Linked DNA regions of Homo sapiens: region 1 is linked to region 2. A link is a contact called in ENCODE Hi-C or POLR2A ChIA-PET data. All regions are on one chromosome and are shown on one strand. The core of a region is the stretch at or near the end of the contact, and the rest is flanking DNA. Distances in the headings are between cores, read along the strand shown. Region 1 overlaps LINC00886 (long intergenic non-protein coding RNA 886). Region 2 overlaps TIPARP (TCDD inducible poly(ADP-ribose) polymerase).

The links. A loop is a pair of places that touch in the nucleus more often than their neighbours do. ChIA-PET counts read pairs that join two places held with the same protein, here RNA polymerase II (POLR2A). Pooled maps may share reads with other maps.
Region 1: a map with no recorded cell type shows a loop between it and region 2 (5-fold over the local background). The contact joins two enhancer-like sites. A Hi-C loop is called at or near these places in 1 of 37 single-sample maps with no recorded cell type and 1 of 50 pooled maps. POLR2A ChIA-PET finds 5 or more read pairs at or near these places in 3 of 52 experiments (RWPE1, activated B cell and activated T-cell).

Annotation. Positions count from the first base shown.
Region 1 is chr3:156,763,075-156,766,866 of GRCh38, reverse strand. The region is part of intron 1 of LINC00886 (long intergenic non-protein coding RNA 886); the gene reads left to right. Among named protein-coding and RNA genes, the nearest start is that of LINC00886, 52 kb to the left of the region's middle. Within about 2 kb of position 1,971, at least 2 of the 41 ENCODE cell types and tissues checked have a DNase peak (open chromatin) inside an H3K27ac peak, as active enhancers do.
Region 2 is chr3:156,691,398-156,695,024 of GRCh38, reverse strand. TIPARP (TCDD inducible poly(ADP-ribose) polymerase) reads right to left here. Exons shown (of 6, transcript NM_015508.5): 3 at 837-1,005. Among named protein-coding and RNA genes, the nearest start is that of TIPARP-AS1, 17 kb to the right of the region's middle. Within about 2 kb of position 1,689, at least 4 of the 41 ENCODE cell types and tissues checked have a DNase peak (open chromatin) inside an H3K27ac peak, as active enhancers do.

The DNA.
Region 1 (3,792 bases), core at 722-3,221, 72 kb before region 2:
AATTAGAAGATTATAGAACATCTCCCCTCCTCCATACTTTACCACCATATCAATATACTTTCAATGGATTACAGTTGAAAGAACTGCATGATCTAGACTCTTTCTGAGTGGCAATACAAAGGGAACCACAAAGGCAAGAGAGAGGAAAAAAACAAGGACACTAGAGGAATTTGAAGCCTCTGGAACTTACAGCTACAACAATAATTAAACACAACCCAACTCCAGGCCAGATTAACATAAATCCTCACACCAAAGGCCTGTTTACTTCAGTACCTATTAGAAATACATAATATTGATTGGGTGCAATGACTCATGCCTGTAATCCCAGCACTTTGGGAGGCCGAGGCGGGAGGATCACAAGGTCAGGAGTTCGAGACCAGCCTGACCAACATGGTGAAACCCCGACTCTACTAAAAATACAAAAGTTAGCTGGGCATGGTGGCATGTGCCTGTAATCCCAGCTACTCAGGAAGCTGAGGCAGGAGAATCACTTGAACCCAGGAGGCGGAGGTTGCAGTGAGCCAAGATTGTGCCACTGCACTCCAGCCTGGGCAACAGAGTGAGACTCCATCTCAAAAAAAAAAAAAAAAGAAAGAAATACATAATATCTGGCTCTCAACAAAAAATCACAAGGCACACTAAAAGATAAGAAAGGGACAGCCAGAAGAAGGGACAGAGAGATCATCAGAACTAGAATCAGATAAGACACAGATATTGGAATTATCACACAAGGAATTTAAAATTACTGATTTATGTTATGGGCTCAAATGGAAAAATAAACAGCATGTAACACCAAATGGATAATGTCAGCAGAGAGATAGAAACTATTAATATAAGAAACAAAAGGAAATACTAGAAATGGAAAACTGTAATAAAAATGAAGTATGTCTTCAACAGGTTTACCTACTGGACATAGCTGAAGAAAAAAAAGAATCAGTGCATTTGAACATAGTTTAAATAGAAACTTCCCAAATTGAAGCACAAAGAGGAAGAAGAATCTCAAAAACTCAGAACAATGAAGAACTGTGGACAATATCAAAAGGGGTAATATATGCATAATTAAAATACTGGAAGGATAAGAGAACAAAAAATTATGATCAAATATTTGAAATAAATATTTCTTGGTAAATTAGATTATCAGACATATAAACTGCCTATTTGGGATAAAGCCAAAAAGGAGTTTGGTTAGTCCACCTATAAATTTTATGTATTCTCATCACATGTGTTTGACTATCTGATCATTAAGTCTCTCATTACCTTGGTAGGAACAGTCTAGAGGATTTTCTGCAGTGAAAGAGTTAATGGATTTCTTTTTCAACTCAAAGATGAGTTATCTTTTCAGGGAATGAGGTGTTGAGAGTGAGGGATATAGAAAACAGCAATAATATAAGAGTACAGCCAGGCACGTGGCTCACGCCTGTAATCCTAATACTTTGGGAGGCCGAGGCAGGCCTATTACTTGAGCCCAGGAGCTGAGACCAGCCTGAGCAACATGGTGAAACTCCCCTCTAAATAAAATACAAAAAATTAGCTGGGCATTGTGGTGTGTGCCTGTAGTCCCAGCTACACTGGAGGCTGAGGTGGGAGGATTGCTTGAGCCCAGGAGGCAGAAGTTGCAGTGAGCCAAGATAGCACCACTGCATTCCAGCGTGGGTGACAGAGGAATGCCCTGTCTCAAAAGGAAATTAAAAAAAAAAAAAAATATATATATATATATATATATAAAGAATATAACTTTTTTATAAGATTTGTTTTATGCTGCAAATTCCTACATGAACTCATTAAATGGATATATATCACAGGGAAAACAATATGATTATTAATAGAAGGATGACAGCTTAGTCTTGAGTGGCATGAGTCACAAAAAGAATGATTAAAAAAAACATTCAAAAGAGTCTCATTCACCAAGAGCTGAACCTTTCACAAGGTTTAGCTTTCACGACTTGAGGCATTTGTGTAATTGTTATGATTGTCATGAGGCCTCCATGCAAACCTTCTGATTTTCCTAGGTAAGAATTTCCAGCAGTTTCTTGTCAGGCATGGGCTGTTACATGAGTTCCCTCCCCTGAGTTATGACAGTCTGGCCAGCATTGTACTCAAAAGGGACCCTGAGACCTTTAGCATCTTTTACCAGGTCCAGAGAGTTTCAAGAATCTTTGAAGTTGGCAGGGCACGGTGGCTCACACCTGTAATCCCAGCACTTTGGTAGGCCAAGATGGGCTGATCACGAGGTCAGGAGTTTGAGACCAGCCTGGCCAACATAGTGAAACCTCATCTTTACTAAAAATACAAAAACTAGCCGGGTGTGGTGGCACGTGCCTGTAGTCCCAGCTACTCGGGAGTAGCTGAGGCGGGAGAATCGCTTAAACCCGGGAGTTGGAGGTTGCAGTGAGCCAAGACCAAGCCATTGCACTCCAACCTGGGTGACAGAGTAAGACTCCGTCTCAAAACAAAACAAAACAAAACAAAACAAAAAAAAGAATCTTTGAAGTTGATGGTGCAATGGAGCGTAACTTTCTGTTCAAAGAGCAATATCTTCCAAATCAAATTGAGTAAGCCACATGTCAAGCACACTTTTCCCTTGTTGCTAAATTGAAATCCATTTCTTCTCCCCACCAAATCTGGGAGGAGCCACATAGTGGATCTTCCCCAAAATACCAAATAGAGTTACATCTCCTATGGCAGTTTAATGACTGAGCATTAAGAGCCAGAGTCTAAACTGAGTCCAGCATCTCACAAAATCTGCTCTAGTGCCTGCCTAGAGAACACAGCAGGGGATTTTCTGTCTTAAGTAGCTAGGCACGCCATGCATCTGAAATGAGAAGCATGCCCTAAAATGTTCACAGCATATTGCAGTTGAATGTTTTCTATCTTCTTCAGAAGATAAGCTGGAGTAGTTTTGTTTTGTTTTCTCCGATTAAAAAAAAAAAAGTACAACAAAACATGATGGGGAGGGGAGACAAGTCAAACAAACAATTCCACATGTTTCTTGTGCATGAGCCACTTTCAGACAGGGCAATATGTGTGCAAGGCTTTACTCTGCCATCTCACAATGCAAGAAGATGACTCTGTAAAAGTCCCTGGAGTGAGGTGATAAGGATGAGGCAAAGACGGAGAATAAAACCTGAAACAAAGTCGTAATTTGGGGTCAGAAAGTGTGCCCACACCAGTCCAGAAAAGCAGAGAATTCTTGCCCTCTTTTTTTTATCCCCAAAGTTCTATTTCTTTATGAAGTCATTAAGAACCACAACCTATCCAAAATGAAGAACAGAAAATCCAGTCTCAGCATTTATTTTTAAATAACACATCTAGTCATATTATGGGGAGTCATAAATACATATAAATTAAAAATCCAGGCATTTAAAAACATGTGTGTAGCCTTCTAAAATCCAGGGAAACATTGAGAGCTATTTGTTTTTGAATATGAGTATTATTTGGGTGGCAATCTTTGAAGGTTTTCTTTTACTGGTAAAAGACAGTGATATATCTTGCCCCGATGAAGGCAAACCCAAGACAGCCTTGTAAGGTAGAGTCAGGGAGACTTATTAGCCAAGACTTTTCAGAAGCCAATTCATTTTAATAAATGATTTTTATCAAATGTCTTCTGAAGAAACTGTGATGTCCACCCTGAAATTTTCCTTTGCAGGCACCTATTGCAAAGAGTGCATCTGATTCTAGATAATAGTTTCTGATTTGAGTGAAGGCTACTGTCCTTTTGCATTTGCTTTCCTATTGATTTCCACAGCTATGTTTGTCCTTCTATGAGTATGAGAGCCATAGCCTGATGTGACC
Region 2 (3,627 bases), core at 440-2,939:
GTATTCTCTTTGGAAGGTAGATACTAGTGATTACTTAAACTTACTTAGTTTAATATTGTGTTTAACAATAATTAACATACTAGGTTTTTTTCTTTTGCTATTGTCTTTAAAAATAAAAGTAAGGTAGATAAGTTGTTCCCCCCTTTTGTAATGCTGGAAATGAACTTAAATTGAAAAAGTCAGATCTTTGGAATGTGAAATTAATCTCTAAAGTCCATTTGAGGTTGTTTAAATGACTCAGAATTGTCATTCAGAAGCAAAGTAAACCATCATCATTTTAAAACCTTGCTTTGAGACTGAAGGGCTATTATCACTGTCTCAGACTAAGGATGCAAGTGCACATAGGAGAAAATTGTAAATAACTGATTTCCCTGACCACAGCTCAATAAACATTTTCAAGTACTTCTTCCAGAGACATGAGTGATTGTTTCCATTGGGCTTCTAAAATGCTAAGTGTAACACTTGATCCAATCTCCATAAGCCCAAGAGCCAGATATAATCAAAAGTTATACCAATTCTCATGTCGTGAAAATTACTCCACAGGCGGCAACAGGTCAAAATATTTCATCTCTATAATGCAAGATTCTGTGGAAAGCATTTTATTTATCTGATAATAGTGGTATGCTATCTTTGGATTTCAAATTAATGGAAAGAAATAAATTTTAAGAAAAAGAGAAAAGTTTTCTTGTATCAATGAGACTCAATTTTATATTCATAAGCTGTTTGATTATATGCATAGTTCTGCCTAGTCATTGTTGTAAAGAAAGAATAAAAGAATACAGGAAGAAAAAAATAAATTTGAAAAATGTACTTGTCAACAAAGAATCTGTAAATACCTCGGGATACTCTCTCCATCCAAAGTGGTCCCTACAGAAGAATTTCCAGACTGTGTGGTAAATAGAGTTGACATTGCTAGAGGGTGGTGTGGACAGCCTTCGTAGTTGGTCAAATTCAGTTGTTTCATACACGTTCATGGCATTCAAATCTGCCCAAAATTCTTGTCCTCTAAAAAAAAACAAAAACAAAAAAAACCCAAAAACCTGTTAATAAATTTGTAAAACAGAAATATCTAAAAATATCATTGGACATTAAAAATACATAGCATAGCCTGTTGTAGAATTTTCAAAACTTGCTTTACTTGGAGTAAAAGCATATTTATTGCCGGTTGTTTCCACAGCATCCATTTCCTACATGCCCTTTCTAATCAAGACCAAAATTTCTAGGCCATGGAATTATAGTAAGATTGATTTAACCCCACAGCACCACTGGCCTAACCCAATCAAAATAAGCCCACCCTCCACTCTACAGTGGGCTGGCCTCAGCCAATCAGGGAGTCAGTTTTACTATGATGCTATATGTAGAAACTAAACATAGACAGAAAATTTCTCTTCAAGCTTGACCTTTTTTTCAGAGGCCATCAGTTTACTTGAGCCAATACAGGAATACACAGTATTGCCTGATCAAAGACAGAATAAAAGAAGGGAAAAATAAAATGAATCCGGATAAAGCCAGTATTAATCCACCCAACATCAATATTATCTTTTATCCTGTGGGTTGAAAAATGTTGGCAAAACATGAAGAAAAAAAAAGTTTGGATTATTATGAGGTTTAGCTTTGAGAATATTTTGGTCATCTTATTATCTGGTCGACTGCTGCTGAATCATTCCTTTACAAATGTCTCCATACTGTTGGAGGGAAGTCCCACTATATGAATCAGACTCATTTAATAATTTATAAAAGGTAGTCCAATAAAAACATTTGTGTTTCCTCTTTTATGGAACTTCACCTAGAGTTTGAAACATTTGAACCATTATTTCAAATAACTGGCATAATGGTCATTATACTCTTCTCTCTTTTCTTTTTTGTGTATGTTTGAAAGTTACTATAAGAAAATATAAAAAATTAAATATATGATAACAGCACAGATATTGTAGCATAGTGTACCACAGATTTCTAAATGGATGTCTACAACACAGGAAATACTCTAGATCTACAGGCATTCAGAAAGACTGGTACATGTGAAGTCTAGGTGTTGAGACAGATTTTCCCAATAATTAACTTATTTCCTTGCTGTAAATTAGGATTTTGAAAAGGATATTAAATTTGATCTGTGGTTGCACCACTGCACTCCAGCCTAGGCAAAAAGAGTGAAACTGTCTAAAAAAAAAAATTTGATCTACGGGTTTTGCTAGCTAGCACATTTTCCAAAATCTGCTCTTAGAATACTTGTTTCAAAAACTATTAACAGGTATTCTGTGCACAAAAGATTCTGCAGACAAATATTTGAAAAACAGATTATACAAATATTTGCCATCCTCTATCCCAATGTTCACAATTTATGAATCAGGTTCTACACTGAAAAAACAACCATATAACCAACTGATGAAGCCAAAAAGTATGGAACTTACAAAAAAGCAGTATACTCCTTTAAAATTCCTAAAGATCTTGCCAATAAACCCCAAACTTCTTGCTTAGTAAGAGTACTAACTAGTTGGATATGGTCTCAAAAACAACATATAATATTAATTAAGTATGAAATAAGATAATATAATGTAGTTTAAAATAATATTTGGCCACTGTTTTAAAATGATTTATGGTAAGTAGGAATATTTAATTCAAATAGAAAAATGTTTCTGGGAAATCCTAAAAAGTGAAACAAACACGACAAAACAAAAAAACAAAAAAAGTCCTGTAAACTGGAACTCCTATGCCTAAATTAAACTTCATATCAAGTTGCCTTAAGCAATTTTCATTAACTTTAGGAGAATCTGATGTTATGATTGGGAAGTGAGATAAAAAACTTTCTCCCTGTTAAGATTGTTTCAAGTTTCTAAACATATTTTTCCCCCTTTAAGCTTATCGCCCAGCAACTGTTCCCAATTATGAGTCACAAATCCTCAGTATTTCCTTTAAGGAGTTCTTAGAACAGCAGTCATTATGTTAACATGCATTATAATATAAACAGCCAATGCTTTTTGCTGTTTAGTGTCAGATTTTATTCTGGACATCACTCTAGCAATTTCTGTTTAAGCCTGTATTACTGAGACTTCATAGATAATGATTTGCATGAGAAAGACATCTACAACTGCAGCTTTTGCTACATTCTCTGTGCATGTCAGTCCTTTGGGCATTATGAAGTTTCTACGACAAATCCTAATTTACTACAATCAACTGTTCTTTGGATTGATGTATCAAAGTACTGTTTTAGCTCTATTTGATTTTCAATATGCTTTTTCTAAACTTGACAGAGACAAAAATCATAAATTTGAAAAACATTAAATTATCTTTTTGTAAGATTAATTTTACCACCTGCTCTCCCTTAAACAGGGAATGCTTTAAAAATCTAAAGCCAAGAGGTTTTTTTCTCCACAATCTGCATCAGCATAAATGTGTGCAATATGGGTGCCAAATGTTCAACAGCCACCACATTCTTCTTTATCAAACTATTGCTTCCTATTATCAGAAAGCAATTATGAGTCATCTATGTATGATAATCGTGATGGTGGGCTCTACTGGGCAATACACGAAGAATTAAACAGATGTAGTCCCTGTCTTCCAGGGGCGTTAAGAAAGGAATAACTAACAAAATGTAAGCCAAAGAAGCAGTACATCTGCCTATCTAAATTC